Linked DNA regions of Homo sapiens: all the other regions are linked to region 2. The links are chromatin loops, found by intact Hi-C in ENCODE. Cell type or tissue: B cell. All regions are shown on one strand. Region 1 holds the start of LINC02569 (long intergenic non-protein coding RNA 2569). Region 2 holds the start of ABCF1 (ATP binding cassette subfamily F member 1). Region 3 holds the start of DHX16 (DEAH-box helicase 16). Region 4 overlaps TUBB (tubulin beta class I). Region 5 has its middle 5.9 kb from the start of HLA-E.

Region 1 (5,000 bases), 55 kb after region 2:
GAGTTGGAGACCAGCCTGGGCAACATGCTGAAACCGTCTCTACAATAAATACAAAAATTAGTGGGGCATGGTGGCACACACCTGTAGTTCCAGCTACTTGGGAGACTGAGACGAGAGGATTGCTTGACTCTGGGAGATCCAGGTTGTAGTGAACCAAGATCATGCTGTGTCCGGAATTGTTGGGTTCTTAGTCTCGCTGACTTCAAGAATGAAGCCGTGTACCCTCGCGGTGAGTGTTACAGTTCTTAAAGATGGTGTGTCCAGAGTTTGTTCCTTCAGATGTTCAGATGTGTCCAGAGTTTCTTCCTTCTGGTGGGTTCATGGTCTCACTGACTTCAGGAGTGAAGCTGCAGACTTCCGCGGTGAGTGTTATAGCCCTTAAAGGTGGCATATCTGGAGTTGTTCGTTCCTTCTGGTGGGTTCGTGGTCTTGCTGGCCTCAGGAGTGAAGCTGCAGACCTTCACAGTGAGTGCTACAGTTCATAAAGGTGGTGCACCCGAAGTTGTTTGTTCCTCCCGTCTGGAGTTGTTTATCCCTCCCAGTGGGTTTGTGGTCTCGCTGGCTTAAGGAGTGAAGCTGCAGACCTTCACAGTGAGTGTTAACAGTTCATAAAAGCAGCGTAGACGCAAAGAGTGAGGAGCACTAAGATTTACTGCAAAAAGCAAAAGAACAAAGCAGCTTTTACGGTGTGGAAGAGGACCCGAGCACGTTGCCGCCGCTGGCTTGGGTGGCCTGCTTTTATTCCCCCATCCGGCCCCACCCACATCCTGCTGATTGTTCTATTTTACAGAGAGCTGATTGGTCCATTTTACGGAGAGCTGATTGGTTCATTTTACAGAAAGCTGATTGGTCCGTTTTGACAGAGTGCTTATTGGTGTGTTTACAATCCTTTAGCTAGACACAGAGTGCTGATTGGTGAGTTTACAATCCTTTAGCTAGACACAAAAGTTCTCTAAATCCCCACCAGATTAGCTAGACACAGAGTGGTGATTGGTGCATTTACAAACTTTTAGCTAGACACAGAGTGCTGATTGGTGCGTTTACAATCCTTTACCTAGACACAGAGTGCTGATTGGTGTGTTTACAATCCTTTAGCTAGACACAGAGTGCTGATTGGTGCATTTACAATCCTTTAGCTAGACACAAAAGTTCTCCAAGTCCCCACCAGACCCAGAAGCCCAGCTGGCTTCACCTCTCAATGGCACTCCCGGGACTTTGCCGCGCCTAGTGGGGCACTCCGGCAGCCCAGAGGGCGCTCCTCCCCCACCCCCCCATCAAGCCCAGCAGGCGACGCCAACCTTGCCCCCAGTGCAGGGCCTGCCTAGCCCGCACCCACCCGGAACACCACTGGCCCGGGAGCACCACGCGCAGCCCCTGTTCCCACTGGCGTCTCTCCCTCCACACCTCCCCCCAAGCAGAGGGAGACGGCTCCGGCCTCAGCCAGCCCCAGAGAGGGGCCCCCACAGCACAGCAGTGGGCTGAAGGGCTCCTCGAGCCCGGCCAGAGCAGACACCGAGGCCGAGGAGGCGCCAAGAGCAAGCAAGGGCTGCTAGCAGGTTGTCACCTCTCAATGCCACTGCACTCTAGCCTGAGTAACAGAGCAGATCTGGTGTCAAAAAATAAAATAAAAAATAAAGAACGAGACCAGGCACGGTGGCTCACGCCTGTAATCCCAGCACTTTGGGAGGCTGAGGTGGGCAGATCACGAGCTCAGGAGTTTGAGACCACCCTGGCCAACATGGCAAAACCTTGTCTCTACTAAAAGTACAAAAATTAACTGGGCATGGTGGTGGGTGCTTGTATTCCCAGCTACTCAGGAGGCTGAGGCAGGAGAATCACTTGCATCTGGGAGGCAGAGGTTGCAGTGAACCCAGATCGCGCCACTGCACTCTAGCCTGGGCAACAAGAGTGCAACTTCGTCTCAAAAAAATAAATAAAGAAAAATAAAATGAAACCTCCAATTAAAAGGAGAAATTCAACCAGGTGCAGTGGCTCACGCCTGTATCCCAACACTTTGGGAGGCCAAGGTGGGTGGATCGCTTGAGGTCAGGAGTTCGAGACCAGCCTGACCAACATGGTGAAACCCCATCTCTACTAAAAATACAAAAAATTAGCTGGATGTGGTGGTGCACACCTGTAGTCCCAGCTACTCGGGAGGCTGAGGCAGGAGAATTGTTTAAACTTGGGGCGTGGAGGTAGCAGTGAGCCGAGATCACGCCATTGCATTCCAGCTTGGGTGACAGAGCGAGACTCAGTCACAAATAAATAAATAAATAAATAGGCCAGGTGCGGTGGCTCACGCCTGTAATTCCAGCACTTTGGGAGGCCGAGGTGGGCGGATCACCTGAGGTCAGGAGTTCGAGACCAGCCTGCCCAACATGGTGAAACCCCATGTCTACTAAAAATACACACACAGACACAAAATAGCCAAAATTAGCCAAAAAATTATAAATAAATAAAATAAAAAGATAAGTTGCACACTCAGGAGGCTGAGGCAGGAGACTCGCTTGAACCCAGGAGGTGGAGGCTGCAGTGAGCCGAGACCACGCCATTTCACTCCAGTCTGGGCGACAAAGCAAGACTCTGTCTCAAAAAAAAAAAAAAGACAAATTCAGCAGAAGCATTGCTTGAGTAACACGGAAACTCAGAACCAGGAAACTGAAGGCGGTTACTCCACATACATCTGGGGCAATAAGTGAGCTGTTCCAGCGCGGCTTACGCTGTGGGCGGAGGCGGGCAGGAAATTCACTTACAAGTCTGTGCCAGGAAACAGGAAGAAGGTGCCTCCTGTGATACAAGATACAGACGTAGTCTCCTATCCAGGAAACAGGGACAGAGCCGCAGACCAGATAAAGATACGACCAACATTTTTCATTAAATATTCTCAACGGATTATTTACATTTTTTCTAGAAAAGTAAAATTTAAACCTGAATACATTTGATAACTATGGAATGTGAGCATTCACGTATGCTTGTGACCTGGTTCCTCTACGCTTCAGGGGTCGCCCTGGTCCCAAAGCGCTTCCTGCCGCTCCCACTTCCTCTGTTTTCACCGGAGGGGCAGCCACAGTTCTCGGCTGAGAGAAACTCGGTCGTTCTGTTTACCTCGTGAATGATTGGCTACAGATCCCAGAGAGGAAATAGGGACCCACCCCTCAGTTGTTATGCAATCTGGGGCGGAGTCCGGGGTCCATAGCCTTTCTGAGGGTAACCTGAGCGGGAGAAGTTGTTGCGCCTGATCTCAAACAGCCTTTCGCACGGAAAAGGATTCCTAAAAGTGGGGTTACTCCTCCACAGCAATAGCGTCCTTAAAATAGGGGCTCCCGGCTGGGCGCGGTGGCTCACCCCTGTAATCCCAGCACTTGAGAGGCCAAGACAGGCGGATCACCTGAGGTTGGGAGTTCGAGACCAGCCTGAACAACATGGAGAAACCCCCTCTCTACTAAAAATACAAAATTAGCCGGGTGTGGTGGCGCATGCCTGTAATACAAGCTACTCGGGAGGCTGAGGCAGGAGAATCGCTTGAACCTGGGAGGCGGAAGTTGCGGTGAGCCGAGATGGCGCCATTGCACTATAGCCTGGGCAGCGGCAAGAGCGAAACTCCGTCTCAAAAAAAAAAAAAAAAAAAAAACTATATATCTATCTATCATCTATCTATCTATCTATCTATCTATCTATCTATCTATCTATCTAGGCTGCCGGTGAGGACGTGAGGCACGTGCCACTGAGCCACTGAGAATTTACCCCCCTGGGCAAGTCTGTGAGGCCAGGGCCCCTAGGGAAAAAAGCCTTTCCCAGATTTTAGGGCTCATATGCCTGCAGTGGGTTGGTAGGGATCGGGGAAGATGATGAGGTTGGGATAAGGAAGTGGTACCAATAGAAAGACTAAGCAAACCAAACCAAATCAAACTTTCCCCTTTCCATCCCTGTCCTCCTCTTTGCAATCCCATTTGGGTGGCTGAAGGCAGACCCTGACCAGAGCCATCCTTGCCGGCTTCTTTTGTCTTGCTCTGTGGGGAAACGAGTGAAGAAAAAAGCAGAAGGAAAGGCAAGTGAAATGGAGCCCTCTGTGAAGAACTACGACTAGGGTCACACAGAGCAAAATTCCTAGCCTTCCTTTGAGGAGTAGCCGTATTTCCATTTAAAAAGGACCCACTTTATGCAAGATTCAGGGCTGGGAATTGGTCCTTCCTGCCTCAAGAATTTCAAAGACTTCTAGAGGAGAGTGTCCAAAGACAGACAAGAAAGTGGCCAGTGCCCTGAAGAAAGTCAGGGGGTCCAGGGGAGTGTGAACCCTGAATATCTGAGACAGGTCTCAGTTAATTTAGAAAGTTTATGTTGTCAGGGTTGAGGATGTGTGTCGGTGACACAGCCTTAGGAAGTCCTGATGACATGTGCCCAAGTTGGTCAGGGCACAGCTTGGTTTTATACATTTTAGGGAGACATGAGACATCAATCAACATATGTAAGATTAACATTGGTTCGGTCTGGAAAGGCGGGACAACTTGAAGCAATGGTGGGACAACTCCAAGTGGCGAGGGGGCTTCCAGGTCATAGGTAGATAAGAGACAAATGGTTACTTTCTTTTGAGTTTCTTTTTTTTTGAGATGGAGGCTCGCTCCTGTTGCACAGGCTGGAGTGCAGTGGTGCGATCTTGGCTTGTTGCAACCTCCACCTCCCAGGTTCAAGCGATTCTCATTCCTCAGCCTCCCGAATAGCTGGGATTACAGGCATGTGCCACCACGCTGAGCTAATTTTTGTATTTTTAGTAGAGACGGGGTTTCACCATGTTGGCCAGGCTGGTCTCGAACTCCTGGCCTCGGGTGATCCATCCGCCTCGGCCTCCCAAAGTGCTAGGATTACAGGTGTGAGCCACTGTGCCCGGCCTCTTTTGAGTTTCTGATTAGCCTCTCCAAAGGAGGCAATCAGATAGCATTTATCTCAGTAAGCAGAGGAGTGACCGAATAGAATGAGACGTAGGTTTGCTCTCAGCAGTTCCC
Region 2 (5,000 bases):
GAGATATACTGTGTCTTCTCTCCTTTCGTATATCGCTTAAGCTGCTCCTTCAAGGCAAGAAAGCAAGCCTTCTTTACCCTTATACCCCTCTCCCCCATTACTGTTTCGTATTCTTGTCCTCATTGGGTCTCAAAATCGTAATTCACAAGCTTCACTTTCTCTTCTCCCATACCTTTGAAACATACTGCAATCTGGTATCATCTCCGAATGAACACTACTTCTGCCAAAGTTGCCACTGAACCCTTAGCTCCTCAAACCACAAAGTATTTTTTGGTCCTTATTTTGCCTGACTTCTCTGCAGCATTCCATGCTGCCTACCTCCACACCTTTTTTATTCTCTTCTATCATTATTTAATTTCTGGGATCTTGCTCACTCCTGGTTTGCCTCCAGTTTCTCTGGCTGTTTGCCTTTCTCAGTCTCATCTCTTCAGCCTCCTTCCCCACCTGCTTCCTGCAATTGCTGAAGTTCTTTAGGGTTCCCACCTTTAACCTTCTTTTTGGTTCAATCTGCAAACACTCTCTAGGGGACTCTTCCATATCCAGCACTTCAACTCTACTTGCCTGTGTCTTTACTCCTAGTATAGTTGTCTCTCCACAGTGACTAAACAAACTCTCTTCTTGCCATTTCCTTTTAGAAATCCTCAGAAACGCCTAACTCAGCATTCAGAAGTTCACCTTATCTCTTTCCACTTCTTACTCTCCTGTCCATTACTGCTTTCAGTTAATAGTCTACTAGTCACTGGGTTACTTAAGTGTCAACCTTACTTCTCCCTTCATTTAATCAGTTCTCAGTTCCGATCAATGCCGCCTCCTTAGTAACTCTTTATTCTTCAGGCCTTGGCTTATCCCCTTACCACTTCTCACCTAGATCATGGCCAGAGCCCCCTAAATGGTCTCCCCGCCTCCATCTTGACCAGTTCAAGGCCATTCATTCTCCATTGCTCAGTGCTACAGGTGAACTGTTCATAATCATTCCTTATGCACTTCAATGGGCCTTCCTTCTTAATGTCTTTAGGATTAAACTCCTCGGAATGGCATCTAAAGCCTTTCATTATCTGTCTCCTGAGCATCTTTCTGACTTCATCACACTAGTCACCAGGCTCTAGTGGGACCAGTCAGGCTTGCCTACATCTCTACCTTCCACAAACTTCCTTGGCTTGGAATGCGCTTCCCCTTGCTAATTCACGATGATCTTTCAAGAATAAACTCTGGGGAGCAGATGTAGTGGCTCACGCCTGTAATCCCAGCACTTTTGGAGGCTGAGGCAGGAGAATTACTTGAGCCCAGGAGTTTGAGACCAGCCTAGGCAACATAGCCAGATCTTGTGTCTACAAAAAATTTTAAAAATAAGGTGTGGTGGTGCATGCCAGTAGTCTCAACTACTTGGGAGACTGAGGCAGGAAGATCCTTTAAACCCAGGAGGTGGAGGCTGCAGTGAGCCATGTTCATGCCACTGCACTCCAGCCTGGGTGATGGAGCTACAATGTGCCTCAAAAAAAAATACTCAGCTATTACATATTCTTGGGAGGCTTTGCTGACACTCCCTTACCTGTCTGAGTAGATGCTCCTCCTCTCTTCTACAGTCCCATAACATTCTTAAGCACCTTCATCATACTCTGACAACCACTGTCTGTCTGGTTAATGCTCTGACCCTTCACCATACTGGGTTGTCCCTTGAGGGAAAGTCTTATCTTTTATCTCTACATTCCCACTTCCTCCACACAGTACCTGGTATACAGTAGGCATCCAATAAGTGCTTTTAAAATTAGTTACTGTGTACCTACTGGGGTTAGTTGTGTCCATTTATGTCCCCCTTAAAACTGACTTCAACCCTGGGAGGATATCTTCATGTTTTTTTCCTTCCCCTCTCAAAGCACAGTATATAGAGTGCTTAATTAAAAACAAGCGCTTAACAAACTTTCGCTGCTTTTTAAGTAAACCTTAACCCTCATTCCAACATCAAAAATCTACACTCTTGCTCCAGTTGAGTGAGAGGGGTGTCTTAAGAAAGAAACCATGAAGGAGTCACCCTCTCTTGAGAAACAAGGGGGATCACAGGCTCCCAAGGTGTGTGTATGCGCGCGCAGGGGGAAGGGGAGGTCGAGGCAGGGCTCATATATTCCTGGTGGAATACAGTGTATGGTGGGGCGGATGTCCAAATTTTTTAAGCAAGGTTTTCCCATTTCTCCCCATCTCTCCCTCGGTGCCATATGCTCTTTCTTTTATCTCGCCCAGTCTCACTTAGGTCACGTGCGACATCTGGATCTCTTTCCTTTAACCCCGATTCCAAACCCACTCCTCCCCGGCAAACTCCTCCCGGGCCCACGGCACGCATGCGCAGTAACTCCCGCAGGGGCCCGGTCAGTCTCGTGCCCCATGACCCTCTCTTAAAACACGCGCAGTCTCCTCTCTCTTCCCCCTCTGCTCGTTTCTTCCTTGCCTACCAGCCTCACCTGATGGGCTCGTGCTCTCTCCGTCCCCGATCCACTCGGGCTCCGGCGGCTGCTGCTTGGGCGCCTTCGGCATCGCGGTGGCAGTTACAGCTACTGTGGCGGCGCCCGGTGCTATTTCCGCTTCCGGCGGCGGGGAACCCCGATGGGGCTGGCTCTCCAAGCTGGCGCGGCCAACCCCGCCCCCGGGCTGCGCACGTGCGAGCTTCGCCGTCATCTCGGGGGCGTGGCCCTGGTTCAGTGGAGGCGTGGCCTGCAATGACGGAGCGGGGCCGGCGTCCGCTTGCTCCAGTCGCGTAAACACATGGCGTTTACGACTGTCTGGGAAGCCTGACGCCGTGACCTCCCGACGCCGCGAGACTCAAGGAATGAACATAATAATTTCCTACTAGTATGAAGGAGTTGAGGCATACTGTTTTTTTGTTTGTTTTGTTTTTTGTTTTTTTAAAAAGCATATTCTAGTTTCTATCTGTAACTCGTTTCTAGTTCTGCCACCGCGATGCCGAAGGCGCCCAAGCAGCAGCTGCCGGAGCCCGAGTGGATCGGGGACGGAGAGAACACGAGCCCATCAGGTGAGGCTGGTAGGCAAGGAAGACACGAGAGGAAGGGGAAGAGAGAGGAGACTGCGCGTGTTTTAGGAGAGGGTCATGGGGCGCGAGACTGACTGGGTCATGGGCAGAAAAGACAGTGCAGACCAATGGCTAAGGGAGAGGTCTGATCGGTCCAGTGTTGAAATGTGTCACAAAATCCCGAAGTGTACAATTGTAAACAGGGAACTGGAGCCCAACATGCAGAAGTCACGGTGCAGTGGAGCTTCGGTTCATTTATTTTTTTTGGTAACAGCTTTACTGAGATATAATTGACATACAATAAACTGTACACAAAATAAAATGGCACCCAAAATAAACTGCAAAGTATCACTTAAATAAGTTTTGACCTGCATAAACCCAGTAAACTATCACCACAATCAAGACTTTGGTTCACTTCTAACTCTACCACTTAATATGGGAGCTTGAGCAAGGTGCTCCTGTAGTTCTGTCAGCTCTCAAACCACTACAATCATGCTTTTGTTGCCACCATTGTCTGAATTCACACTTGCCAAAGTCAACAGATCTGGGGCCATCCTACTCACTCTCCCATCAATGTTTGATAGACTTGGTCGCTCCCTCCCTCCTTTGTTTTCTTCAGGGACACTACTCTCTATAGGTTTCCTTTGCATCTAATGGGCTTCTCCTGAAGTCTAAATGTTGAAGTGCCTCAGGGCTAAATCTTTGACACTCTCCTTAATCTAGACTTATCACCTATCACCTCCTGACTTTAAATACCATCTATAACCAATGAAGATTCCCAAACTTCTCTTGCTGGCCCCCAACTTCTGCCCCGAGCTCCAGGCTCATGAATTCAACTGCTTATGGGACATCTTCTCTGAGATCTTTAATAAATCTCTCTCATACGTACAAAATGGAGCTCTTGTTCTTACTCCTAAAGCCTGTCTCTTCCAGGCTTCCCCATCAAGAAATTGCACCACAGGTCATTCAGTTATTTGGGCCAAAACTGAAAGGTCATCATCCTCTTTCTCCATTCCTCCTCCCCTAATCAATCCATCAGCCAGCTAAGTCTGCCTCATTTTTTCATTCATCTGTTCAACAAATATATTTATTGAGTGTATAGTATGTGCCAGGCACTCTTCTACGCTCTTGGGATACTACTGAATAAAATAAAGATCTCTGATTAGGTTTCCAGCAGGGGAGATGATCCTATAGATAAAAGAAAATATGGATCAAGTTTAAAAGTATCAAGAGGACAGATTTTAGTCTTAAATGAGGCCTCAGTAAAGTGAAATTCAAGCAAATCATTAAAGAAGATTAGTTTTGGCCACATGGATTTCCAGGAGAAGGGCCTTTCTAGCATAAGAAACAGCTGGAGTAAAGCCCTGTGACAGGAGTGTTCGGACATACATGGGGAACAAACAGGAAGGAGGCAAGAGGGGCTGGAGTGGCACGAGTGAGCCAGAGTTGTGGGAAAGGTGAAAAGAGAAGTAAAGCAGGGTCTGGATTGGGAAAGGTCTTTTAAATTATCTTAAGGATTTTGGCTTCTTCTGTTGATTTAAATGGAAGTCACTGCAGAGTTCTGAGCAGAGTGATGTGATCCAACCTACATTTTAAAAGGATGACCTGGGCTGGGGCGCGGTGGCTCATGCCTGTAATGCCAGCACTTTGGAAGTCCTAGATGGGTGGATCACGAGGTCAGGAGATTGAGACCATCCTGGCTAACATGGTGAAACCCCATCTCTACTAAAAATACAAAAAAGTTAGCTGGGCGAGGTGGCGGGCGCCTGTAGTCCCAGCTACTGGGGAGGCTGAGGTAGGAGAATGGCATGAACCCAGGAGGCAGAGCTTGCAGTGAGCCGAGATCCCGCCACTGCACTCCAGGTTGGGCGACAGAGCGAGACTCCGTCTCAAAAAAAAAAAAATAAAATAAAATAAATAAAAGGATGACCTGGCCAGGTGCAGTGGCTCACACCTGTAATGCCAGTACTTTGGGAGGCTG
Region 3 (5,000 bases), 100 kb before region 2:
AAAAAAAAGGTTTAAAAACCATCTTGATAGTGCATGGCTTTGGTGCCCATGTAGTTGATATTTGGAATTTTCCCATTTCAAAGAATATCTTATACAAATGTGGAACATCAATATTTTACTCATCAGGAAAATTTGTTTGTTTGTTGTTAGCTCTCCAGGCTAACAAAGATATGGTTGAATAGTTATAGTCCTTCTACCACTACAAGTTGCTCCTCTCAGACTGGTCAGAGGAGGCCCCACACCTTTACTATAAAACAAAATATATGAGACAAATTGAACTTAAGCATACGCCAAAGGTTTTCAATTTACTAGCAAGAGAACAAGCCAGGTGTCAAAAGACTCAGCCAGTTCAGAGAAGGTCTGGGTAGGGAAGGAAACAGAATGATTATATTAGTAGCCTGTTAGGTAAAGGTCTTAAAAAGTTTCCAGTTGTGACCCAGGAAAACAGAGTTAGGAAGCTCCGAGGTGCCAGGGGTGCTCACAGTCCATCTCAGAAACAGAAAACAATGCATTCAAGAGGTCAGGCCAGGTGTGGTGGCTCATGCCTGTAATCCTAACACTTTGGGATGCCAAGGCGGGTGGACTGCCTCATCTGAGGAGTTTGAGACCAGCCTGGGCAACATGATGAAACCCCGTCTCTACTAAAATACAAAAAATTAGCTGGACGTGGTGGCACGCACCTGTAGTCCCGCCTACTCAGGAGGCTGAGGCAGGAGAATTGCTTGAACCCAGGAGGTGGAGGCTGCAGTGAGCCAAGATCACGCCACTGCATTCCAGCCTGGGCGACAGAGTGAGACTCCGAGACTCCCTTTCCAAAAAAAAAAAAAAAAAAGTCAGTGATGTAGATCCACTTGTGGCTATTAATAAGAACAATGTTTCATTTCCTAACAGTAGTGCCTGGTAACTGCAATTAATCACAAAAGTATGATGCAGGATCAAACAAATCAGACAGCAGAGCATCGAGTAACAAATTCAGCTTTTTGTTTTGTTTGTTTTTTTTTTTTGAGCATAGTCTTGGTCTGTTGCCTAGGTTGGAGTGCCTGACCTCGGCTCACTGCAACCTCTGGCTCCTGGGCTCAAGAGATTCTCCTGTCTCAGGCCCAGTGCGGTGGCTCACGCCTGTAATCCCAGCACTTTGGGAGGCCGAGACGGGCGGATCATGAGGTCAGGAGTTTGAGACCAGCCTGACCAACATGGTAAAACCCCATCTGTATTAAAAATACAAAAACTAGCTGGGCGTGATGGCATGTGCTTGTCACACTTGTAATTCCAGCTACTCAGGAGGCTGAGGCAGGAGAATCACTTGAACCTGGGAGGCGGAAGTTGCAGTGAGCCGAGATCGTGCCATTGCACTCCAGTCTGGGCAACAGAGCGAGACTCTGTCTCCAAAAAAAAAAAAAAAAATTCTCCTGTCTCAGTCTCCAGAGTAGCTGGGACTACAGGTGCACACCTCCACACCTGGCTAATTTTTTGTAGAGATGGTGGGGTCTCACCCTGTTGCCCAGGCTGGTCTCAAACCCCTGGTCTCAAGATATCCTCCTGCCTCAGCCTCCCAAAGTGCTGGGATTACAGCAAGAGCCACTGCACCTGGCCTTGCTTACTTTTAAATAAGCAGCCACCAGTGATTTTCTCAAGCTGTTAAGCAAAAATGCAGAACACAGTTTGCCTGTTCCTTAGTTTGGAGATTTTGTCTTTAACAACTTTCCCCAGTTCCCCAGTTTCTTCCTGCCTAGAGGTCTTCCCTTATACCTGACCTGTCTTCACTCCTGCTGCAGGCAAACCAGTCCTAGCAACGGTCACTTTTTTGTTTGTTTGAGACAGAGACTTCCTCTGTTGCTCAGGCTGGAGTGCCGTGGTGGGATCTCGGCTCACTGCAAACTCTGCTTCCCATGTTCAAATGATTCTCCTGCCTCAGCCTCCCGAGTGGCTGGGACTACAGGCGCACACCACCACGCCAGGCTAATTTTTATATTTTTAGTAGAGACAGGGTTTCGCCATCTTGGCCAGGCTGGTCTCGAACTCCTGACCTCAGATAATCCGCCCGCCTTGGCCTCCCAAAGTGCTGGGATTACAGGCATGAGCCACCGCGCCCGGCCAACAATGCTAATATGTTTTATGAGCATGGACCCGATCTTCCAATCTGAAATAGAATTTCATTCCTCCCTTACTTTGTATAGTTTTTGGCTCTATAAAATTTCCATACTTTCTTTATTATGTATCCTGTCCCTCCCCCACCGCAAAATGTAAATTTGGTAAGGAACTTTTGATTTGTCCTCTGCTATATCCCAGGGACGGAAAGCAATGAGCACACATTAGGCATCCATTAAATTAATTTCACTTGTTGAATGAATGCGTGAGCGAAGCACTCACAGACTGACCATCAGGGGGCGTCAGAGAAACTGGACAGAGGCGAAATGAAGAAAAAAGAATTACCCCGAGTTTTCAGGTATGGTTCCGCGAGGTTTGAACTCGCTCGGCCACCGTAGTGCTTAGAGGCCGAAAAAGTACAGCCCCTTCCGGGCTCCGCGGTACGGGAAGACAGCTTTGGGATGTCGGAAGATCCTAGAGGTCCCAAGGTAGCTGACTTGCGAAGCTGAGGCTCCAGCCGAGGGCTCCAGGCCTCTGACCGGCCCAGCAGTGAGCGCGGCTGCCCGACGCTTCAGGGCCGGGAGCAGGGAGCGTGAGTCGCCATGGCGACGCCGGCGGGTCTGGAGCGCTGGGTTCAGGACGAGCTGCACTCGGTGTTGGGGCTGAGCGAGCGGCACGTCGCCCAGTTTCTGATCGGTACCGCACAGCGCTGCACCTCTGCCGAGGAGTTCGTGCAGCGCCTACGAGACACTGATACCTTGGATCTCAGTGGGCCGGCCCGGGACTTCGCCCTGAGACTCTGGAACAAGGTGTCGGCAGGGGTGGGGAGGGGCCCTGTGATTTGTCCCGGTGAGGCTGGCCTAACGGTCCATCGAGAAGTTAAGAAAGCTCAGTTCACAAGCACTTATTCTTTGTCCGTTGTCGCGTAGGTACTGTGCTAGCTGCTGGACGCCCAGCTCAGTGGAGAAGATTGAGGAGGGCTTAGGTGTGTCGGGTTAAGCGCAATAGAACGGTGTTTCTCGAACTCTTAACATGCATCCAAGGTTCTTGTTAAAATGCAGATTGCGATTCAGTAGGGATCTTAGTTTCTGCATTTCTTTCTTTCTTTTTTTTTTTTTTGAGAGACACAGTCTCGCTCGCCCCGTCGCCCAGGCTGGAGTGCGGTCGTAAGATCACGGCTCACTACAGCGTCGACCTCCCTGGTTGAAGCGACCCTCCCACCTCATCTTCCCCGGTAGCTGGGACTACGGGCGCGCGCCACCACCCCCGGCTAATATCTTTTATTTTTATTTTTATTTTTAGAGATGAGGCCTTGGTGTGTTGCGCAGGCTGGTCTCTAACTCCTCAGCTCAAGCAATCCTCTCTCAGCCCCCTCAGAGTGCTGAGATTACAGGCGTGAGCCACCATGCCCGGCCCCCCTCATCTTCTGAACTTCCTTTCAGTCGTTTAATTAACAGAGGGGGCCGGGTGCAGTGGCTCACACCTGTAATCCCAGCACCCCGGGAGGCTGAGGCAGGAGGATTACTTGAGCCCAGGAGTTCGAGACCAGCCTGGGCAACATGGCGAAACCTTCGTCCTACAAAAAAATTAAAAATTAGTTGAGCGTGGTAGTGTGCACCTGTGTTTCTAGCTACTTAGGAGCCTGAGGTGGGAGGATCCCTTGAGCCCAAGAGGGACAGAGTGAAACCCTGTCTGTAAAAAAAAATAAAAAACCCCATTCAGGATGATGAAGATGGGGTGAAGCCATGAGGAAGAAAGAGAATGAATGCTGGTTAGCTGGTTTAAAACTAAGTAATTGTGCCCGGGTGTGGTGGCTCATGCCTGTAATCCCAGCACTTTGGGAGGCTGAGGTGAGTGGATCATGAGGTCAGGAGTTTGAGACCAGCCTGGCCAACATGGTGAAACCTCATCTCTACTAAAAATACAAAAATAGTCGGGCGTGGTGGCATGTGCCTGTAATCTCAGCTACTTGGGAGGCTGAGGCAGGAGAATTGCTTGAACCTGGGAGGCGGAGGTTGAAGTGAGCCGAGATCACGCCATTGCCTGACAGTGGGGCCGGGCCGCGGGGGCAGGAAAGACTAAGTAATTGCTTAAATTAGGAACAGAGCTAAGTGGGAGGGCAGAGATCAGGAGTTGCTCAGACCTCCTTATCTTCCCCTCTACTGACAGGTACCACGAAAGGCAGTGGTAGAAAAGCCAGCTCGGGCAGCAGAGCGAGAGGCCCGGGCCCTGCTGGAGAAGAACCGATCTTATAGGTTACTGGAAGACAGTGAAGAGAGCAGTGAGGAGACTGTGAGTAGGGCTGGAAGCAGCCTCCAGAAGAAACGTAAAAAGCGGAAACACCTCAGGAAGAAGCGTGAGGAAGAAGAGGAGGAAGAGGCTTCTGAGAAAGGGAAGAAGAAAACAGGGTAAGTCAGAAGCAGGGTGAGAGAGGATGGGGCAGGCTGAAGTGTTCTCTATGCCCTTATTTAATCCCCTGGATGGGCTGCAGGGGGAGTAAACAGCAGACAGAGAAGCCAGAGTCGGAAGATGAGTGGGAACGGACAGAGCGTGAACGCCTTCAGGACCTGGAGGAGCGTGATGCCTTTGCTGAGCGGGTTCGACAGCGGGACAAGGATCGGACTCGAAATGTCCTGGAACGGTCAGACAAGAAGGTGAATAGGAGCAGCATGTTCTGTAAATCCCCAAGATCCCAGGGTGAAATCTGAGGTTGGCTGTGAGTGCAGAGATAGTGATCTCTGGGAAGACAAGGGGCTGTCTCTAGTGAGATGTTCACCTCTGTGGTGAGAGAAGCCCTGTGCATCCTGTGGCTAAGACAACTGTCTGCTGTACCTGCAATCAGAGAGATTCCTCACTGAGAGGGGACATTTTTTGTGTTAGGGCGCATCTGAATGATCCTTGTGATTCTAGAG
Region 4 (5,000 bases), 150 kb before region 2:
TAGTACTTGCATATAACCTGTGTACTTCAAATCATCTCTACGTTACTTGTAATACCTAATCTAATGCAAATATTATGTAAATAATTTATACTATTATTGTTTAGGGAATAATGAGAAGTCTATACATGTCCAGTACAACTCTTTTCCCAATATCCAGTTGGTTGAATCCGTAGGACAGGGACTCAATATTAAGTGTCAATTTAAGGAGAGCAGTGCAACTGAACTCAGGCCCCATGCCTCCATCAGCCAGCCGTGTTTCCCTAAATAAGCACACATCTCGCAGCTTTTTTCAATTCCCATTTATTTTTGGCTCTTGGGGCGATGTCATCTTTTCAATATGAAAAAAAGCAGCAAGTTCAACATAAAATAGAAATCTCAAATGTAGGATAGAACAAAACCAAGTGTGTGAGGGGGGAAGCAACAGCAAAAGGAAGAAATGAGATGTTGCAAAAAAGATGGAGGAGGGTTCCCCTCTCCTCTGGGGACTGACTCAAACACTGATGTGGCAGTATACACCACTCCAGAGTCAGGGGTGTTCATTCTTTTTTGGGAGTAAGAAAAGGTGGGGATTAAGAAGACGTTTCTGGAGGCTTAGGGACCAAGGCTGGTCTCTTTCCCCCCTCCCAACCCCCTTGATCCCTTTCTCTGATCAGGGGAAAGGAGCTGAGTGAGGGAGGTAGAGTTGGAAAGGGAAGGATTCCACTTGACAGAGTGGGACAGACTCCTCCAGAGTAGAGCTTGGAGGGAGATTGAAAGTGGAGATAATACTGCTGACACCTCCCTTGAAGCTGAGATGGGAAATGGACATACTTAGAAATTTAGTGACTTTAATAGCCTGGATTTCCCTCTCCAAAACTTTTAGAATGGAAAATCCCATCCCCTTCCTTATATAGTGACTTCTACCCACTACCTTCTACCATTTTCTACTTTGGGCTTAGGATGATGGCCATTATCTACATGTGTTTTCAGCACCTGGTTGGTTCTAAATGGGATCTGGAGACCCAGCTTCTTGGAGATTTTTAAGAGGAAGTATTAACTGGACAAATGGAATGGGCACCAGAAAGAAATACAGGGTCACCCAGAATGGCAGAAACCTAGGTTTCCCAGAGTGGAAAGAGAGAGGAGACATTCAACAAACAAGTATTTATTGAGCGCCTACTATGTGCCAGGCACTGTTCTAGACCCCCCCCAGAAGAAAAAACAAAAAACAAGATAGAGGCAGCAAACACAAATTCTGAGGGAGAGGAAAGGGGCAGTTGAGTAAGACGGCTAAGGGAACTGAGAAGCCTGAGGTGATGGGGGCTCTGCCTTAGGCCTCCTCTTCGGCCTCCTCACCGAAATCCTCCTCCTCTTCTGCGGTGGCATCCTGGTACTGCTGATACTCAGAGACGAGGTCGTTCATGTTGCTCTCAGCCTCGGTGAACTCCATCTCGTCCATGCCCTCGCCTGTGTACCAGTGGAGGAAGGCCTTCCGGCGGAACATGGCAGTGAACTGCTCCGAGATGCGCTTGAAGAGCTCCTGGATGGCTGTGCTATTGCCAATGAAGGTGACTGCCATCTTGAGGCCACGAGGTGGGATGTCACAGACGGCTGTCTTGACATTGTTGGGGATCCATTCCACAAAGTAGCTGCTGTTCTTGTTCTGCACGTTAAGCATCTGCTCATCGACCTCCTTCATGGACATCCGACCACGGAAGACAGCAGCCACGGTGAGGTATCGGCCGTGGCGGGGGTCACAGGCAGCCATCATGTTCTTGGCATCGAAGACCTGCTGGGTGAGTTCCGGCACTGTGAGAGCTCGATACTGCTGGCTTCCACGGCTGGTGAGAGGGGCAAAGCCAGGCATAAAGAAATGGAGACGTGGGAAGGGGACCATGTTGACTGCCAACTTGCGGAGGTCAGCATTGAGCTGGCCAGGGAAACGGAGGCAGGTGGTGACACCACTCATGGTGGCTGAGACAAGGTGGTTCAGATCCCCGTAGGTTGGTGTGGTCAGCTTCAGAGTGCGGAAGCAGATATCATAGAGGGCCTCGTTGTCAATGCAATAGGTCTCATCAGTATTCTCTACCAACTGATGGACGGAGAGGGTGGCATTGTAGGGCTCGACCACGGTGTCAGACACTTTGGGTGAAGGCACCACACTGAAGGTATTCATGATGCGATCAGGGTATTCTTCTCGGATCTTGCTGATAAGGAGAGTGCCCATTCCAGAGCCTGTGCCCCCGCCCAGTGAGTGGGTCAGCTGGAAGCCCTGCAGGCAGTCACAGCTCTCTGCCTCCTTCCGTACCACATCCAGGACAGAATCAACCAGCTCGGCGCCCTCTGTGTAGTGGCCTTTGGCCCAGTTGTTACCTGCCCCAGACTGACCTGGAATGCAGTCAGGAGAAAAGCTCAATTAACAGGGTATGGAAGATACATGATGTTTCCATCTTTCAACTTTTCAAATAATTCCCTCGGATGTATCTTCTTTCTCCTTCACTGTGATATATTCTCCCCCTACTGCCCCATAATTTACCAGCAATAGTAGGCACTACCTCTACCCTCCGTTAGATTTCAGAACACATTTCTGTATTAGCACTCCAATACAACAATCATCTCCTAACTTTTGCTGTGTCCTTGCACCCAAATAAGTTGAACACGATGGTATATCATCTGCTAATATCATCTGTATAACTCACCAAATACAAAGTTGTCTGGTCTAAAGATCTGGCCAAAAGGACCTGAGCGAACAGAGTCCATGGTCCCAGGTTCTAGATCCACCAGGATGGCACGAGGAACATATTTGCCACCTACAGAGAATAAAGTTAAGAGCTGTGAAATCTGGCAGAAGGGAAGGTTTATAGATATACTGGAAATGGGAGACAGCAGGGATCAGAGACTTGTCATTCCAGGTCCCGCCACCAGGTGGCAGCAGACGTCTTTGGCCCCGACGGTGGTTCACGAAAGGGACAAAATGACAGATTCACCCAAAGGGGATAAGGCGTGCCCAGAAATGGAAAGAGATCCCAGATAAGTGGGAGACAGGGAAGGGAACCTGAGCTGCCCGGGCTCCTGCCCTTACCTGTGGCTTCATTGTAGTACACAGAGATGCGGTCCAGCTGCAGGTCGCTGTCCCCGTGGTAGGTGCCGGTGGGGTCGATGCCATGTTCATCACTGATCACCTCCCAGAACTGCCGAGGGGGAGCAACGAGACCACAACAGGTCAAGTCCCAGCCAACTATGTCCCCAACTACCATTTTATTTCATCTTTTTCTTAATTTTTTTTGAGACGGAGTCTCGCTCTGTCACCAGGCTGGAGTGCAGTGGCGCTATCTCGGCTCACTGCAACCTCTGCTTCCCGGGTTCAAGCGATTCTCCTGCCTCAGCCCCCGGAGTAGCTGGGACTATAGGCGCGCACCAACACGCCCAGCTACTTTTTGTATTTTTAGTAGAGACGGGTTTCACCATGTTGGCCAGGATGGTCTAGATCTCTTGACCTCGTGATCCGCCCACCTTGGCCTCCCAAAGTGCTGGGATTACAAGGGTGAGCCACCGCGCCCAGCTTCTTCTAATTTTTAAGACAGGGTCTTCCTGTTGCCCAGCCTGCAGTGCAGTGGTGCAATCACGGATGACTACAGCGTGGAACTCCCAGGCTCAACCGATCCTCCCATCTCAGCCTCTCGAGTAGCTGGGACCACAGACGCGCGCCACCACGCCCAGCTAATTTTTTACTTTTATTTTTTGTAGAAACGTGGCATGGGGGAGGGTCTCGCTTTGTTGCCCAGGATGGTCTCGAACCCCTGACCTGGAGGGATCCCAATTCGCCCACCTCGGCCCCACATCTCCCATTTTAATTCCACAAGCGCTCAGGCCGTTGTTCTAGGGCATGGCATCCCGTGGGCCTGCCACACCCTTCCCCTAGACACTCGCTCCCCCGAGAAAGCCACAGCTTTCCCTGCTCTGGATATGTGCAGCGGGTCCCAAGTGCTCGGTGGGCGGATGGAGGTCGACCACACTTCGATAAGCGCCGCTCTCCTTCCCCCAAGCTGGGCACCGCCCCACCGCGCGGCGCACAAAAGGCTGGGGGTCTGAGGAAAGAGCTGCCGCCGCAGTCGACCACCCCCCCCGCCCTCCACGTGACTGCGGCGCACGCGCAGGTCGAGCCGCCGACAAAAGACTTCGCGCGTGGGCGGGGCCAGGGACAAAAATTCCGCGCGCGAGGGGCGGGGCCCAAGGTAGCGCGCCCCTGCCGGCGGGCAACGCCGCATTGTCCCCGCGCGCCCACGGCGCCCCGGCCCCGCCCCGCAGGGCCCCGCCCTTCTGCTACAACGTAGCAGCCGCACTTCCTCCCGCCCCTCCCCCGCTACACTGTAACCGCGCGCAAAAAAAAAAAATCCCCCTTGGCCTCGGAATTTTTATTCCTTCGCTACATTTCTACCCCTTGATTTAAAGGATTCTTTCTCTCCCATTAAGTCCTGAGGGACTCATTAAAGAAAACCACACACCCCCATTTTCTCGACATATCTGTTCACGCCCTAAAAAAGTCTCTCTTAGGGGCCATGAAAGCAAGTAAAATTAATCCCGTTCTTATTCTCCTTCCACCCAGGAACAAATACAGGACCGGCCCTCTGGGGTCGCGGGCGCGTTGGGGTCCCTGGTCTTTTGTGAAAGGTAGCGCCCAGCGCAGCCCACCCTGGCGCATCGCCCCCCACCCTTGCGCTGGAGCTCTCTGCAGCCGCCCGATGGCCTCACCCCTTCCCGCTCCGGTTTGGCCCTAAGTACCCCGCAGGGGGGTTGGGCGGGATGCACATGGGCAAAACCTCGCCCCGCTTTGTCTGCGACCGTTTCCGCATCTCTCTCCCTGCCCGGTTCTCGGACCGTTAGAAGCCCTTTTAAGTAACATCTTATAAGTCCTCGGTCTTCCCGCCCCCAAACCCGAAGAGCCCTTTTACTAGTTTCTCCAAAATGTGCCTGCCAAGAAAAATGATTCCCAGCTTTCCAAAGGCAAATGCTAGCTACAA
Region 5 (5,000 bases), 88 kb after region 2:
TATGGAACACTAGGGGATGAACCTCAACACCCAAGGTGGCTACATACTTCTTCTCAAATTCACCAGTCAAATGATGTTTCACGAAAGTCGTTTTTCCAGTACCACCATCACCAACCAATACAAGTTTGAACTGGACCTGGGGCTGTCCCTGCGCAGCCATTGCGGTGTTCCTTCCAGAAGCGTCTCCATGCCCGTCTGACTCAGGAAGGAAGGATTATTATTGCTGTTGTTTAGAGACAGGGTCTCGCTCTGTCACCCAGGCTGGAGTGCAGTGGCACCATAATAGCTCACTGCAGCCTAGAACTCCTGGGCTCAAGGGATTCTCTCACCTCAGCCTTCCCAGTAGCTGGAACAACATGTGTGAGCTACCATGCCCGGACTGGGAGGATTATTTTTAACAGCTTTTCATGTAATTGTGGATATTCATATTTCACATTACATAAAAACTGTGCAAGTGGTGATTTCTTTTTTTTTGAAAGCAAATAATCCATTTTTAATCCTTTTAAATTTTATTTATTTAAAACATTTTTAAATTTCAATAGTTTTGGGGGAACAGGTGGTGTTTGTTTACATGGATAAGTTCTTTAGTGGTGATTTCCAAGATTTTGGCGCATCCAGCACCTGATTAGTGTACACTGTACACAATGTGTAGTCTTGTATCCCTCAGCTCCCTCCCACCCTTCCCCCGCCAGTTCCCAAAGTCCATTGTATCATTCTTAAGCCTTTGTGTTCTCATAGCTTAGCTCCCATTTATAAGTGAGAACATACAATGCTTGGTTTTCCATTCCGGAGTTAATTCACTCAGAATAATGGTCTCCAGCTCCATCCAGGTTGCTTTGAATGCCATTATTTCCTTTCTTTTTATGACTGTGTAGTATTCCATTATATATCTATATATCTATATATAGATATAGATATATATAGATATAGATATATATAAAATTACATTTTCTTTATCCATTCATTGATTGATGGGCATTTGGGCTGGTTCCATATTTTTGCAATCACCAATTGTGCTGCTATCAATATGCTTGTTCAAGTATCTTCTTCTTTTTTCTTTTCTTTTCTTTTCTTTTTTTTTTTTTTTGAGACGGAGTCTCGCTCTGTCACCCAGGCTGGAGTGCAGTGGCGTGATCTCGGCTCACTGCCACCTCCACCTCCTGGTTGACGCCATTCTCCTGCCTCAGCCTCCTGAGTAGCTGGGACCACAGGCACCTGCCACCACGCCCGGCTAATTTTTTGTATTTTTAGTAAAGACGGGGTTTCATCGTGTTAGCCAGGATGGTCTCGATCTCCTGACCTCGTGATCTGCCTGCCTCAGCCTCCCAAAGTGCTGGGATTACAGGCGTGAGCTATGGTGCCCGGCCATTAAGGGGATAAGTTTTAACAGTCCAGGTTCAAGGGTAGTGGAAGCTGAGGAATTGGAGGGAAAGGTAATTCAGCCAAAGGTGGATACAGAAGAACAGAGGAAAGAGAACAGGAAATCTCTCCTCTGGAGAGGAAAGAATCTGGGGCCCTAAAGCCTTGTTGTCCTTCCTTAACTGTTTGCTGGTCTCAGTTAATTTTGTGATAGAATCTTAGAGGGAGGCAATGTTTGAATCCCGAATGCATTATGAAACTTTGAAGTACCAAGTAAACTAAGCCTCCCATTCACATTGTTTAATTTTAGGACCATGGTCTTCTAGTTTTGTTTTAAGGAAGACAAGTTTGGGGAACTCAAAAGGCCCCAAGGATGGCCATTGAAGATCCAAATTAACTTTGGCGTACTCTACCCATTGATTTCAAAACGTACACAGGAGAGGACCTTAATTTTTTTTTCTTTCCTTATTTATTTTAATTTTTAAAAATAGAGATGAGCTCTTGCTATGTTGCCCAGGATGGTTTCAAACTCATGAGCTCAAGTGATCCTTCCACCTTGGTCTCCCAAGGTGCTGGGATTATAGGCATGAGCCACCGACCATAAATTTTGACCATATAGCTGACAGGAGTCCCAGAAGACGGCCTATATTGGATGCTTTGGAATTTTGGCATCCTGTTCTGCCTCTTATTAATTTCTCGACAGCAAAAGAAAAATTCCATAATCCCTGTGAGGAAATGGTAGAGGCTGGAGCGATTTGTTTTTTAATAGTGTGCCTAGTATAGGATTTTTGTTTTTACTTAGTGGGCAGCCTGTGATCTAATTGTCCATCCTGTGACCATTTTCTCCAGATTTTTCTTGAGACTGGTGCGACCCCTAATGGCAATTTTGTTTATTCATGTACCAGTTTATCCTGACAACAGATAATTTCTCTTTGGGGAGACTGAAGTTTCTCATTGAATGGCGACAATAGCCCAAACAGCTTTTAAAGGGTCGACACATACCCATCTTTTTAGAAAGTAAATTTTGCTCTCAAAAGATGTTCAGAAACAGAGGCAAGAAATCAAGCAATGAACTCAGCATAAGTCTCTTCCAAAGGTAATCTTTCTTCAGGATCACTTCTGATACCAGATTTTTCAACCTAAAAAAAAAAAGACATTAAAGAAATGTCCAAATATGTTGAGTTTATTTGGGAATTAGAATGAGGATTGTAACCTGGGGTGCACTGGTGGATTGCCACTCTGGGAAATATTAGCTTAGCCAGATGTAGTGGGTTGAATGGTTGTCCCCACAAAGATATGTTTCTGTCCTAGTCCCCAGAAGCTGTGAATTTCAAGTTGTTTGGAAAAAAAGGGTCTTTGCAGATGTAATTAAGCTGAGGATATTGAAATGAGGAGATCCTCCTGGATGACCTAGGTGGGCCCTAAATCCAATGAAAAGTGTCTTCCTAACAGGTACACAGAAGAGAGAGTCAGAAGAGGAGAAGGCAATGTGAAGAAGGAGGCAGAGACTGGAGCAATGGGGCTACAAGCCAAAGAACGCTGACCAATGCCCTGGGCCTCCAGAACTGTGAAAGAATAATTTTCTGTTGTTGTAAGTTGCCAACTTTGAGGGCATTTTTGTGGCAGCTACAGGAAGTAAAAATATGGATGGTCAACTTCAACATCAACAGTGGTACATCAAATTGATATAATCTTGATAATGTGTTTGGAGAACAGCACTTCACCTCATCTAAACATCCATAACCATAGTCTAACCATGATCTACACCCCAACTAAATTCAGTTTGAGGGATATTTTACAATATATCTGGTCAGTACTTCCCGATATTGTGAAAGGCATCAAAAATTAGGAAAATCTCAGGAATTGTCACAGACCAGAGGATGCCGTGGAGGCACGACAGAGACTAAATGTAGTGTGATATTCTCCATGGAATCCTGAAACACAGAAAGGACATTAGGGGAACGCTAATGAACTCCAAATAAAGTCTGCAGTTTAGTAATAATAAGGTATGAAAATGGCTTCATTAGCTGTGACAAATGGACCATAGTAATGAGAGATGTTAACATCAGGGGAAACTGACTGTGGAGCGGATGGCAACTCTGTACTACCATTGCAACTTTTATGTAAATTTAAAACTCTTCTAAAATAAAATTATCTAAAAGTAGCAGTCAGGAAAGGATTAAGGAGTGGAAGAAAAAAATGATCAACTTTCCATTTTCCTGGAGTGTTGCCATGAAAAGGCTGGAGGGAGGGTTTGCAAGGAGGAGTTGGAAACCTCAGAGACAGGCAGCTCCAGAGCCCTCCTCTGTTCCGCAGAGCCGGAACCCCGCGCAGTCCAGGGCTTCTCAGAAGGCCTTTCCACCCCCTGGACAACCCCAGCCCCACCTCATTGATACATCCTTTCTGGATCAACAATCTGTGTCTTACTCAGACCACCGCCCCGTCCTCTCCAGAGCAGCTCATCAGAACCCAAGCGTAGAGCGGCAGCGGCCCCGTGTGGCCGAAGGACTGAGGAGAGACACCCAGCTCTCCTGTCCCTTCCCCATCTGGGACCTCCCCAGGTTCCCCTTCGGATCTCGGCAGAACAGGGCTCTGTGCACATGCGGGCGACCCCGTCCCGCGACAGGTGTTTCCTCCCAGTTAGTGGCAGTGGACTCTGACCTCAAGGCAGAGGGAGGTCTGCAGGCCCTAAGACCTGGTTCCCAGGTCTGGGTGGACCCCACAGACATACTGTGCTCCCAGTACGCAGCCTCTCAGTGTTTTTGGAATGAGGCCTTGGACTCCTGAGTCCCTGAAATTTGTTCTGCTGCTTCCAGAGAGGAAGATCCCTCCTCCCCGGAATCCCCTAGATGAGTCTCCAGCCCCAGCACGTTGGGACCCGGGAAGGACATGGCATCGGAGCTGGAGACTATATTGGGTTACAAGGATTTCTGGAATCAGACTGGGCTGAGCATTTGTCCCCAATCCATCGGGAACCCGAGGGCGGTTCCTCCGCCACTACCCGGACCTCCAGGACCCAGGCATCTGAACCTATACCCTATTGGATCCTGGAGGGCGGCCCCTCCCCAGCCTTGAGAGTCCAGGATTCTGGCCCCACCCGAACCCTGAGAGTCCAGGACCCTGGCATCCGGCCTCTTCTTCCCATTTGCAACCTAAGCAGACAGGACCTGCTGTCTATATCCCTTAATCCTGGCCCCCTGCCATCTCCAATCCCTGCTTAAAGGTCCTTGATTCTGGACTCAAATCTAATTTCTGGTCTTGTCGATTGTCCATGACGGTCGCCCACCAGGAGAGGCTCCCCAGCGCGAAACGTGCTGCAGCTGAGCGACAGCGGCGGATTTTGGCGCTTTGGCCCAGACTCCCTGCCCGAAGCGCCCCGGGACTCCGCCCTGGAGACTGCGCCCTGGAGGCTCCGTAGGGGTCTGTCTTCCTCTGCGGCAGGAGGGGGCGCACGGGGATTTCTGCCACTGAGGCTGCGCTCACCACCCTGGGTAAGCCTCTCCCCACCGCTCCCCTGTGGACCTCAAAAATCATATATTGGGAAAATACCGACCTGTCAGCCCCAGACTCAACTTTAAGAGGTTCTGGTCTCTAGATTTATTCAGCCCCTAACTGTTGGTTGAGCATCTACTTTTCGTCAG

Evidence for each region. Hi-C counts contacts between places; a loop is a spot of excess contacts. Peaks named below come from ENCODE experiments on the same cell type or tissue, not always from the same donor. Only the 100,000 strongest peaks of a DNase experiment are listed, where the experiment ranks them.
Region 1: a loop joins it to region 2, with 9 times the contacts of the local background. A loop is called at or near these places in 3 of 110 quality-filtered maps.
Region 3: a loop joins it to region 2, with 13 times the contacts of the local background. A loop is called at or near these places in 5 of 110 quality-filtered maps.
Region 4: a loop joins it to region 2, with 11 times the contacts of the local background. A loop is called at or near these places in 7 of 110 quality-filtered maps.
Region 5: it touches region 2 in a loop (9-fold over the local background); 3 of 110 quality-filtered maps call a loop at or near these places.

Annotation. Positions count from the first base shown.
Region 1 is chr6:30,514,365-30,519,364 of GRCh38, reverse strand. It overlaps LINC02569 (long intergenic non-protein coding RNA 2569), which reads right to left and starts at 3,099. Exons shown (of 2, transcript NR_149088.1): 1 at 2,754-3,099; 2 at 1-652. RefSeq lists enhancers at 916-1,415, 4,518-5,000. In B cell, no CTCF peak of the experiment used is centred here; DNase peaks (open chromatin) are centred at 2,734, 3,064, 3,814 and 3,934; H3K4me3 peaks cover 1,868 bases; H3K27ac peaks cover 2,214 bases.
Region 2 is chr6:30,569,014-30,574,013 of GRCh38, reverse strand. ABCF1 (ATP binding cassette subfamily F member 1) reads right to left here and starts at 2,572. Exons shown (of 25, transcript NM_001025091.2): 1 at 2,454-2,572. The coding sequence starts at 2,526. RefSeq lists an enhancer at 2,391-2,952. In B cell, no CTCF peak of the experiment used is centred here; a DNase peak (open chromatin) is centred at 2,633; H3K4me3 peaks cover 2,140 bases; H3K27ac peaks cover 2,946 bases.
Region 3 is chr6:30,670,532-30,675,531 of GRCh38, reverse strand. It overlaps DHX16 (DEAH-box helicase 16), which reads left to right and starts at 2,526. Exons shown (of 20, transcript NM_003587.5): 1 at 2,526-2,897; 2 at 4,258-4,496; 3 at 4,580-4,742. The coding sequence starts at 2,691. RefSeq lists a silencer at 434-573 and enhancers at 2,215-2,811, 4,007-4,605. In B cell, CTCF peaks have their summits at 2,145 and 2,346 (motif pointing right); DNase peaks (open chromatin) are centred at 2,461 and 4,568; H3K4me3 peaks cover 1,307 bases; H3K27ac peaks cover 1,147 bases.
Region 4 is chr6:30,720,707-30,725,706 of GRCh38, reverse strand. It overlaps TUBB (tubulin beta class I), which reads right to left. Exons shown (of 4, transcript NM_178014.4): 2 at 3,062-3,170; 3 at 2,679-2,789; 4 at 285-2,367. The coding sequence ends at 1,310. Among named protein-coding and RNA genes, the nearest start is that of TUBB, 2.9 kb to the right of the region's middle. RefSeq lists an enhancer at 4,831-5,000. In B cell, CTCF peaks have their summits at 2,718, 2,918 (motif pointing right) and 4,226; DNase peaks (open chromatin) are centred at 2,465, 2,936, 4,226 and 4,766; H3K4me3 peaks cover 2,071 bases; H3K27ac peaks cover 2,883 bases.
Region 5 is chr6:30,481,100-30,486,099 of GRCh38, reverse strand. It overlaps the pseudogene RANP1. Among named protein-coding and RNA genes, the nearest start is that of HLA-E, 5.9 kb to the left of the region's middle. In B cell, CTCF peaks have their summits at 2,031, 2,232 (motif pointing left), 3,670 and 3,871; DNase peaks (open chromatin) are centred at 2,239, 3,859 and 4,799; H3K27me3 peaks cover 1,150 bases.